Linked DNA regions of Mus musculus: region 2 is linked to region 1. The links are chromatin contacts, found by POLR2A ChIA-PET in ENCODE. All regions are on one chromosome and are shown on one strand. The core of a region is the stretch at or near the end of the contact, and the rest is flanking DNA. Distances in the headings are between cores, read along the strand shown. Region 1 holds the start of Slc25a19 (solute carrier family 25 (mitochondrial thiamine pyrophosphate carrier), member 19). Region 2 holds the start of Jpt1 (Jupiter microtubule associated homolog 1).

Region 1 (5,832 bases), core at 570-3,069:
CAGCGTGCCTGCCTGGAGAAATGAACCTTTGCCTAGGCAAGATCCACTCCCCCACCTAAGCAGTAAGACTAGCGTTCATTACACCTAAAAACTTCTAGGCCAGGCATGATGGCTCAGACGGGAAGTGAAGGAAGGAGAGTCATGGGTCACCCACAGCCACGTAACAGTCTGAGGCTACACAAGAACCGATCTTTAAGATTGTAGTTTCCGACACTTGAAGGCTAGCTTTGGAGATGACTCAGTAGGTAAAGGTGCTTCTTATCAAGATTGAAAACTAAATTCAACCCCTTGGATCCTGTGGAAGGAGAGGACTGATTCTTGCAAGCTGTCCTCTCGCCTCTCCTTGTGTACCCCCCCCCCCCCACTATTAACCTTTAAAAACTTCTGTCATTTCTGCTACTTGGAAAACAAAATGAGAAAAGCTATCCAGAGATTTGTTACTGCCCAGCCAGCTGTTTCTTGAGGTGTTCTTAAAAAATACAAAAAGGAAGCCGGGCGTGGTGGCGCACGCCTTTAATCCCAGCACTCGGGAGGCAGAGGCAGGTGGATTTCTGAGTTCGAGGCCAGCCTGGTCAGAACTCAGAGTGAGTTCCAGGACAGCCAGGGCTGCACAGAGAAACCCTGTCTCGAAAAACCAAAAAAAAAAAATACAAAAAGGGGCTGGAGAGATGGCTCAACAAAAAGATGACGGCTTTTCCAAAGGTTCTGAGTTCAATTCCCACAACCACATGATAGTTCACAACCATCTGTAATGGGATCCGATGCCCTCTTCTGGTGTGTCTGAAGACAACTACAGTGCATTTATGTACATAAAATAAATAAATCTTTAAAAAAGATTAACTCTTTTTTTTTTTTTGGTTTTTTGAGACAGGGTTATATATATATATATGGTTATATATATATATGTATAGCCCTGGCTGTCCTGAAACTTACTTTGTAGATCAGGCTGGCCGCGAACTCAGAAATCCTCCTGCCTCTGCCTCCTGAGTGCTGGGATTAAAGGCGTGCGCCACCACGCCTGGCTAAGATTAACTCTTAAACTGTAACAAATAAACCACTGATTTAAAAACATGTAAGTAATGATACATTAAGAAGTTGCAGCAAATTACTTAGATCTCAGTTCAGATAAACTTTTTGTTTTAGAGGTCAGGGTCTCACGTAGCTTAGGCTGGCCTTGAACTCTGGGTTGATGTTGAACTACCGATCGTCCTTCCGGTGCTAAATTTCCTCCGGGGGTGTGTGTGTGTGTGTGTGTGTGTGTGTGTAGTTTCCTCCGGGTGTGTGTGTGTGTTTGTGTGTACAACTCCCTTAAAGGTTCTTATTCCTCCGTGTGTGTGTGTGTGTGTGTAGTTTCCTCCGGGTGTGTTTGTGTGTGTGTGTGTACAACTCCCTTAAAGGTTCTTATCCCAAAGAACCCATCTAACCCCGACCCGTGTGTGTGTGTGTGTGTGTGTGTGTGTGTGTGTGTGTGTGTGTGTGTGTGTACAACTCCCTTAAAGGTTCTTATCCCAAAGAACCCATCTAACCCCGACCCAACTCCAGTCCTTCAGGCTAATAATACCAGGCTTCCCGCCATCTTTTCCAAAGTTATATGACTTCTAAGACTACATTGATTTGGAAAATAAAAAATAAAAACTGGGTCAAGTTCAGCGAGCTCTAATATTCCATAGCCGCGCAGACTTCAGAGGATCGCGCCAATGAGAGGCCCTCTAGAAGGTCGTAAAAGCCAACTTCGCCATCCGCTCTTTTACGGCGTCGGAAATGCGCACGCAAGGCGCTGTGGTACTACACCTCCCAGGAGTCTCTGCAGCTTCTCAAGGGGGTGGGGCTTGGAAGCGGAAGACTACAGTACCTAGCGGTATCTGGACAGTGACATTGGGATGGGACCTTCGACGTACAACGATTCGTCCAGCGGCGGCCAAAAGCTGCACGGTGATTGGCCTAGCAGCCTGTCAGTTACTGGCAAGTGCTGTTAAGTTTTGCTGTTGGGCTACACTGAGAGGGAGGGAGAACTGAGCTTGAGGAGCCCGGACGGGCCTGAAGTGTCAGGTGAGTGGACCTCTGGCTTTGCTTTCTTCCCGGTACTCTCGGGGGCCGGTACCCCCACTCCGTGTGTCAGAACAGAGAAGGGCAGGTATCCACGTGGGGCGGGGACGGATGCTCACGAGGCACACCTGACCCCAGGAGCATCTTCAGAGACACGGAAGGCGAATCCCTCCCACCACCACTCACCATCGTAGGCGTTTGCACATGGGGTGTCCACTGCCCCGGACTCACGGAGACGCCCTCTCCACCCCACCCCATCCCCGGAAAGCCTGGACAGTGCACTCACGCGAGGCTGTCTGCAGAGCGCCTCAGCAGATCACATGGGCTCTCGGTTAGTCACCGAAGGACACCTGTCCACCCGACAGTGGAGTCTGAGGTAGAAAAGCTGCAGGGTGAAGAAACTCGCTTGCACCCCCATCACTGCCACTCAGGTCAGCAGCCGCCCTGTCTCAATCCTGCATTTATATTTATTTATATTATAAATCATTTTTTATCTGTTTAGATAGCAAGACTGTTAATGCACGAAGATTTTTGAATAAACAGGAGATTAATATTTCCCTTTATTTATTTTTGTTATTGGTTTGCGACCGTATAATCCTGGCTAGGCTCGAACTTGTTATGTTCTTAAGGGTGACCTTGAACTCTTGGTCCTCATGCCTCCCACCTCCCAAGTGCTGGAATTACAGACTACACTGCTGTGTTGGTTTTTGGAGACTGAACCCAGGGTACGTTAACAAATGTGATACTTTCCTCGCCTGGGTTGTAAAAATGTTTGTGTTTTTTAGTTTTCTTGAAGGCAAACACTTTTAAAGCTTTTTAGGTGTGTGTGACTTACTGGTTTTTATCACTTAACTTGATGAGCAGTTTGAGCCAGGCAGTCAGACGCCATCTCCTACTTCCCACAAGGGAAACCTGAGTTGGTATTTTATTTCATTTAAATGTCTTTTTACTTTTATTTTGCTGTAAATGAGTGTTTTCCCCGCATGCATGCCTGGGGCAGGAGAAAGAGTTTCGGATCCCCAGAGACTGGAATGACTGCTGTGAGCCTTCTTATGGGTACTAGGTCCTCAGTAAGAGCAGCAGCCAGAGCCTGCGGGTGGGGGCACATGCCTAGAATCCTAGCACTGAGGTAACAACCCAGAGTGGGGGGGTCCTCTAAGTTCAAGGCCAGTCTGGTCTACAGAGTGAGTTCCAGGATAGCCAGAGCTACACAGAGAAACCCTGTCTCGAAAACAAAAAACCCAAAAATCAACAATAAAAAAAGGGGAGTAACCAGTTCCCTTAACACAGGTCTTCCAGCTTGACAGCTGGTCCCCTCACCTGCTAAACCATCCCTGTGCATATAGGCTTTTATTTATTTATTTATTTATTTATTATTTATTTTTGTAACAATGGGTTTATAAACTCAGGATTTTGTGCATAAAAGGCAGGGACTCTACCGTGACTCCTTTTAGTGCTGGGGAGCAGGACCCATGGTCTTGTACATGTTTGGCTAGCATTTTGCCTTTTGTCTGAATTTCTGAATTTCTTGAGGTCTTATATAGCCCAGGCTGGCTCCCAGTCCTCTTGCCCTTGCCTCCAGGGTTCTAGGTTACAGGTGTGAGTCACAGATTTCCTTCTAGCCTTTAAGACTGAGTTGAGCTGTGTAGTCCAGGCTGGCCCTCACACTGTGGTCCTTCCACCTCAGTCTCCCTAGGAGTCAAAACCCAGTCTTCTGGACCCGTATCCAGCAATGCAGAAGTGCTCATTTCTAGAAATCCGGACACAACAGCCTCTCCCACCTTGTGTTTGGCTTGAACGGTGCAGTTTCCGTCTGGGTTTGCAGGCAGACTTGCTAGCTTCTCGGTGTCTGTGGACAACGAGCCAGGAGGCCTGCATCTTTGCTATCTCTTCTTCCCCTCTTAGACTGAGGGAAACTTGAGACCATGAAGGACTGGGCAGCCCAGTCACCCTTAAGAAGACGGTTCAGTGACTTAGTCCTCTGCCCTGGTTTAACCTGACTGAGTTTCCCAGGGGAACCTACTGGAACGGTTCCAGGGTGAATGAGAGAAGGCAAGGCGGGGAACCAGTGTCCTGACCTCCTGGTCACTGTGCTTGCTTCAGCTGCGGGCTAATTTGACGGCCTTTTCAAAGGCTTCTCTTCTTAGGTGTTTTGTTTGTTTCTTTTGTTTTGGGGGTGTCTTAGTTAAAGTTCTTTTGCTGTGATCTTTTTGTTTTGCTTTTCAAGTCATGATTTCTCCATGTAGCCCTGGTTGTCCTAGAAGTCAGATCCACCTTCCTCTGCCTCGCCAGTGTGTGTGTGTGTGTGTGTGTGTGTAGGGGGTGGTGATTAAAGGTGAGTGCTGGGCCTCACAGCAACATTATAAAGGAAAACATTTAATTGGGGGTGGCTTACAGTTCAGAGGTTTCATCCACTGTCACCATACTGGGAAGCATGGTGGCGTGTAGGCAGACATGGTGCTGGAGAAGTAGCCGAGAGTTCTACATCTGGATGAGCAGGCAGCAGGAAAAGAGATAGACAGACAGACAGAAAGACAGACACTGGGTTTAGCTTGAGCTTCTGAAACTTCAAAGCACACCCCAAGTGACACACTTTCTCCAACAAGGCCACACTCACTCCAGCAGGGGCGCACACCTCCCAATAGTGGGCCTATGGGTGCCATTTTCATTCAAAACACCACAGGAGGGGGTTTCTACTACACTAGCTGTTGCTGGCCTGGAGTCTCAAGTGCTGGGTGGGATTACAGTCGAAGGAAGCATGAAGAAGACACTTGGGAGTGACTTTGGATAGTGGTAACTTGACTAGAATTATATTTTTAATTTAATAAAATTTAGATTCATATATTTCATGCATATGAGTGTTTTGCTCACATTCATGTATGTATGCACATCATCTGCATGACTGGTGCCTGTGGAGATCAGAAGAGGGTCTGGGATGACCCAGGATTGGAGTTACAGATAGTTGTGGGCTGCAGTGTGGGTGCTGGGAATCAAACCAGGTCCTCTGCAAGAGTAACAAGTGTTCGTAATCTCTAGGCCCTTTCTCCAGCCCTAAGTCTATTTTTAATTATTTGTGTGTGTGTGTGTGTGTGTGTGTGTGTATGTGTGTATGGGTGGGTGAGTGTTGTAGGTGTGTCAGTCCCTGCATCCACATATATGCAGGAACACTCAGAGGCCAGAAGAGAGCACTGGATCTCTTAGAGCTAGAGTTAAAGGTGTTTGAACTACGTGGACCCTGGGATCTGAATTCCAGTGTCCACGATTAAGCAACAAGTGTTCTTCACCCTGCTATATGATTGGTCTTTTCTGTTACTGGATGAGGAAGGTTCAACATTTAAATAAAAACTATGTTTCCATAGGCTTGCATGGGGCGGGGGGATGGGTTGGAGGGGAGGAGGTTGGGTTTTGTTTTTGTTTTTGAGACAGGGTTATTCTGTGTAGTCCTAGTCATTTCTGGAACCTGCTCTGTAGACCAGGCTAGCCTCAAACACAGAGATCCAACTGTCTCTGTCTCCCAAGTGCTGGGACTAAAGGTATGTGCCATCACCGCCCCGTTCTGCAGGCTTGTATTCTAATCATGGGAGGACAAGAAGCAGCATCCTGAGGGAGAAAGGCTGGGCAGGGTGGGCAGCTGCAGGAGGTGGCACCTGAGGAGAGGCCCTAAGGAAGCTGTCTTTACTCTGTGGCTTTTACACTTAGCTTGATACTCATGGACGTTGGACGGACCAGAGGCAGGGATGGTTGGCTATGACGCCAAAGCAGATGTCAGGAGTAACTCCAAGTTGG
Region 2 (5,432 bases), core at 1,457-3,956, 110 kb after region 1:
AGGCCATCCCCTTACCAGGCATTAGCCAGCTTTAAAACAGCCTCTGAGGGCAAACCATCGTTTGGGCTTGCTCATGTGCCAACCATTGGCACTTAAAGAGTAAGATCAAAGTGGTTTCTTGTTTGTCTGTTTTATTATTTATTTATTTATATAAGTTTTTTTTTTTGAGACAGACTAGGCTGGTCTTGAACTGAGATTCTCCTACTTCTGTCTTCAGAGTGCTGGGATTAAAGGTGGGCTCTACCACTGGCTGAAAGATTAATATTAAAGAGATTCCAGTCTTTCCCAGAAATGTTGGCACGGGCCTTTACTGGGAGGCAGAGGCAGACAGATCTCTATGAGCTTAAAGGAAGCCTGGTCAACAAAGGGGATTCCAGGGCTGGTGAGATGGCTCAGTGGGTAAGAGCACCCGACTGCTCTTCCAAAGGTCTGGAGTTCAAATCCCAGCAACCACATGGTGGCTCACAACCATCCGTAATGAGATCTGATGTCTTCTTCTGGTGTGTCTGAAGACAGCTACAGTGTACTTACAAATAAATAAATCTTAAAAAAAAAAATTTTAAAAAACAAAGGGAATTCCAGGACAGCAGGGCTACGTAGATAACACAGAGAACAAAACAAAACCCCTGGAATTTCAGCACTTTTTCTGTTACGGACTCTTTAAGATTGCTTCATTAGGTTTCCCAGTCCAGCCTGGTCTTCAGAGTGAGTTCCAGGACAGCCAGGGCTACACAGAGAAACCCTGTCTCAAAAAAAAAAAAAAAAAAAAAAAGATTGTCCTAAACTGGACAGTGGTGGCGCACGCCTTTAATCCCAGCACTCTGGAGGCAGAGGCAGGTGGATTTTTGAGTTCAAAGCCAGCCTGGTCTACAGAGTGAGTTCCAGGACAGCCAGGGCTACACAGAGAAACCAAAAAAAGAAAAAAAAGAAAAAAGAAAGAAAGAAAAGAAAGAAGGAAAGAAAGATTGTCCTAGTGGTGAAAGGTCTCATTCATCTCCACCCAGAAGCATGGAAAGCTGAAGGCTTATTTGGGGCGTGGAGAAAACATTGTTATTTCCTACACGTTGGTCAGGTTAAAGAGCGGATTTACGGTTTTTGTTAGCCATCTACCCTGCATAGTGGCACTGCCCTATATTGCCAGGAGTAGGGAGGAGTGCTGGTGTAACCAAACATTGGGACGGTACTAAAGCATCGGCAGCGGGATGTGGGGTGATGGTGTAGCACAGGCTAATCCAGTTAGCGCAGGCTAATCCAGGAATTCTTTTCATTTGTTTCTGTTTTTTTTTTTTTTCCTAGACGGGGGGGTAGGGGTGAGGGTGGGTGGGGTGGGTGGGTGGGGGGGTGGGGGTGGGGTGGGGGGGGAGTTCTCTGTGTAACATCTTTGGCTGTCCTAGACTCTTCTGCCTCCTTAGTGCTGGGTTCAAAGGTGTAGACCACTGTGTGCCCCCCGCCCTTTTTGAGGCTAAGAAATCTTGCTTCTGCCTCCAGGGTGCTGGGATTAGGGGTGTGCAGCACCCCCACCTCGGACCTTAAAAAAAAAAAATTCCCTCTCCAACACGGTTTCTCTGTGTAACTCTGGCTAGCCTAGAACTCGGAGATCCACCTGCCTCTGACTCCTGAGTTGGTGCTGGGACTAAAGGATTAAAGGCATGTGCTACATCGCCTGGCAAAAGATTTACGTTGTGTACATGTGTGTGCCTGCATGTAACTGCCCAGGTCAGGGAACTGGAGCTACAGTTTGGAGCTGCCCTGTGAGTGCTGGCAACTGAACCTAGGTCCTCTGCAGTACTAGCATATGGCCTTAACACGACATCCCTTCTCTCTTTCCTGCTTTCCTTCTCTGCCTCCCCCTCATTTCTTTTTGACAGGGTCTCACTGTTTAGACCAGACTGGCTTGAAACTCAAAGTGATCCTCCTGCCTCAGTCTCCCAAGTTAAGGCATTGCAGGGAAGTGCCGACACATCCTGCTGAGGTAGCTTTCTATTTAGGTAGCTAGGTAGTGTGTATGTGTGTGTGTGTGTGTGTCTCAGTGCGTGGGTGCGTGGAGGTCAGAGGTTCAAGAGTTGGGTATCCGAAATAATCAAACTCAGAGCTGAAATCAACCAAGTAGAAACAAAAAGAACTATACAAAGAATCAACAAAACCAGGAACTGGTTCTTTGAGAAAATCAACAAGATAGATAAACCCCTGGCCAGACTAACTATAAGGGACAGAGACAGTATCCAAATTAATAAAATCAGAAATGAAGACATAATAACGAAGTATATCTTAAAATAATTATTCTGCTTGTTGAGTATTAACAGTTGAAAATATTAAAATCATGTTCTACAAAAAAAAAAAGAGAGTTGGGTCTCTTACACGTTGTGGGTCCTGGAGATTGAACACGGGTTGTCATGCTGGGTGGCAAGGGCTTTTCCTTATGAGCCACCTCGACAGCCCCTCAAGTAACTTTTTAAAGTGACCGTGAACACTTGAGCACCACCAGATTGTCGAGGGCGTGGAGGAGGGGAGACCACAGCGGCCTTTCTCTGTACAGGAAGGGGGCGGGGCTTAGGCCGAGCCGTCTCCCGCGCAGCCCGTCCTGACGCCGATCTATGATTAGCACTGTAGCTAACCAATAGAAATGAAGAGATCTTTTTAAATTGCCCAATGGCGGCATGTGGAGGGTGGGCCCTATTGGCTCTATAAAATGGGAGTCCGGCGAGCCCCGCGGCGGTAGAAGCTCGTGGAGCCCTGGTGGTTTAGCTTTTGGAGTCGTCTGCGCCTGTTGGTCCCAGTCCCCCTTGGCGTTTTCAGGGCCAGCCTACCTCGCCCCTTGGCGCCATGACCACTACCACTACCTTTAAGGGTGTGGACCCTAACAGCAGGAACAGCTCCCGGTAAGGCGACAGGGTAGGGCTCGAGCCCTCCAGGGCTTGTGGGGACCGCGGGGCGTTGGTGGTAACGGGCCGGGAGCACCGCGCTCGCGCCCGGGGGAGGGTGGCAGAGTAAGGAGTGGGCGCCGCTTTGTGCGGCAGGACTGCCTCGGCTTGTGGCCCCGCCCCAGTCGTCCCTTCTATTCATTTCTCCCCGGTAACGACAGCTGAGGGGGACTGTGGGTGGCGGCCCTTTGCCGTACGGCAGGTTGGAGTCGGTGAGAGTGTGCGGGAGGATCTTCTTTCAGCCACCCGCGGCGACACTGGTCGGGTCCAGGATGGTGGGCTTGGTCTCCCAGGAGCCCAAGGAGCCTGCAGGGCCCTGGGCCCATTGTCCCACATGAGGGCCATGCGCTCCCGCTTCTGGCTCGGGCGTGTGCTGGCCCCGGCCTTGGGCGCTGCGAGCAAATCTGAGCACTGATCCGGCTGGTCTGCAGGCTCTTTTCCTCGTGGTGGCCCGCCGGGGTGTCCGTGTCTGCGCAGCAGGTGCACCTCTGGTAGGGCGGGGCTGGTCATCCCCTCCCTCCACTTCCAGCCCTGGACAGGAGCTCTCTTATCAAAGTGCCTCCCTGCGCCTAACAAAGGAGAGATCGGGTCTCCTCCCCCTCCCCACGCCCACCTCCGAATGCGCGGGGCCGTGAGCCTGCTCAAATGGGTTTTCTGCGCTCAGGTCCTCGGACCTCTGCCCTTCCATGTCGCCTTCTTTACTTCTCCCATTGACTTTGGCCGAATGAGTTCACCCCAGAGCAGGCTTCTCTTGGAGGAGGAGGTTGTCTGTGCTTGGGCGGGGCTAGGGAGCCATCCATTGTCTCTCCAGTAGTATGTAGTATCCCTTCCTGGAAGCTGGGATCTTGCTTGTCCCCAGTACACTGCATTTTGGGAGGAGCTCTGTGACTGGACTGGGACCCGTTTCCTACCCCTCACTTAACTTGGTGAAGATATTTTGTTCAGCGGAGGGAGTCCATCTACATCGTCTCAGCTAGTGGCACACAGTCCCTTAAGTTGGCTTTCAGGCATCTCTTTGATCTTCCCAAAGGCTTGGTTCCATGTTCTCTGGCCATGTATTTTCCATTGATGATGACCCACAGTTGAGTGTGACCAAGCCTTGGGGTCCCGACCAAGTGGCACAAAAGGGAGCCATTTTGTGGGGCTAAGAAGGCAGCGTGGAACAGCAGTGTCTCTCACAGGGGCTTGACAACTTGCTGACAAAAAGCAGCCTCCTTGAGTAGTCTTATGAGGAAGCTGGGGCAGCTACAGACTGCTTTCAGTTTCAGGAAGTAGTAAAAGAATTGGTGTGATGGAAGGGAACTGAAGGGGTCAGCGCTTACAGGGCGGGGCAGAACTGGAGATTAGACCTAGGAGACTGGGTCACTCCCTCTTGTTGTCATCCTTCAAATGAGGTAATTTGTTACAAAGGACACAGGGACAGATTGAGCCCTGGGTTTTTGTTTTGTGTGATGAGGCCAACTTTTCCTGGTCTGACACTGGTTCCTGGCAAGACAATGTGTAATCTGGGTTTTATTTTTTGGGACTCAAAGCTCAGCTCCAGGCTTTGTAGAGCATTTCAGAGCCCAGGGCCTTTCATGCGTGCTTGACATGAGACAAATACAACGTGTTTGCAGCCTCCTTTGCCACTGCTTGCCCTCCAGTGTTGGTGCTAAGGTTCTCCCCGACTCCTGAAATCTGACCAATTCTCTTCACCCCCTTTCTTCAGTAATATGCTTGCTCTGCAGCCTCAGTGGTGAATGCTGTGCTGGGGTGATGGGAGTCGGGATGGAAGAAAGGAGTTAATTTTTAAATTGCTGTCTGTGCTATGACATTTTTGGGTCTTAACTCAGCAACCTTGAAGCAGTTACTATCTATGTGGTTCAAAAAGAAAGAGTCCAAAGCACAGCTGAAGTACTTTGTCTTGCAAGCAAATCCTTTGTTTGGGAACCGCTCTCTGTTTCAGATGGTCTCTATAACGCTGACGTCATTGGGGAGGTAGTACCTGCTATCATAGTACCAGTAAAAGTTGGACTAGGCAGGTTTGGCAGATTTGTAAGCTAGCTGGGTGCTAGTGCTCCCCACCCTTGTTTTTTCTTGGCCAAGTCCACTAGGGTTCTGAAGAATTCCATGGGCTTTTAATTCCACTTAGCCATGAAAGCCTCCCTCTCTGGGGATTGAGGGAGGACAAAGAGGCACGTTGGAGTTGATTCTAATATTTCAAGTGTTTTCAGTCATTTAAGGTAAAAATTCAAAACAGTTCTACCCAGTAAGAAAGAACCTGTAGAGCTGGAGATGTGGTGGTTTGTCCGTAGCCTGGGCAAGACGCTGGGTTCTGCCCCCAGCAGCTCCCCACTTCCCTTCCCCCCTAAAAAATCACCCCAGAATTTATCTATACCTTTAGTAGTAATTTAAACAACTTAATTACCTGGGAACCTGGTTGGGGGGTGTGAGCCTGTTATACCGGCACTAGGGAGGCAGGAGTGGGAGGGTGGCAAGTATATACCATAACACATTTATCTTGATTTATAT

Evidence for each region. ChIA-PET counts read pairs that join two places held with the same protein, here RNA polymerase II (POLR2A).
Region 2: POLR2A ChIA-PET joins it to region 1 with 13 read pairs in Patski. The contact joins the promoter of Jpt1 here to the promoter of Slc25a19 in region 1. POLR2A ChIA-PET finds 5 or more read pairs at or near these places in 3 of 5 experiments (Patski and embryonic stem cell).

What each region holds. Positions count from the first base shown.
Region 1 is chr11:115,624,282-115,630,113 of GRCm38, reverse strand. It overlaps Slc25a19 (solute carrier family 25 (mitochondrial thiamine pyrophosphate carrier), member 19), which reads left to right and starts at 1,819. Exons shown (of 7, transcript NM_026071.3): 1 at 1,819-2,049; 2 at 5,746-5,832. The coding sequence starts at 5,784.
Region 2 is chr11:115,511,667-115,517,098 of GRCm38, reverse strand. It overlaps Jpt1 (Jupiter microtubule associated homolog 1), which reads left to right and starts at 2,706. Exons shown (of 5, transcript NM_008258.2): 1 at 2,706-2,879. The coding sequence starts at 2,824.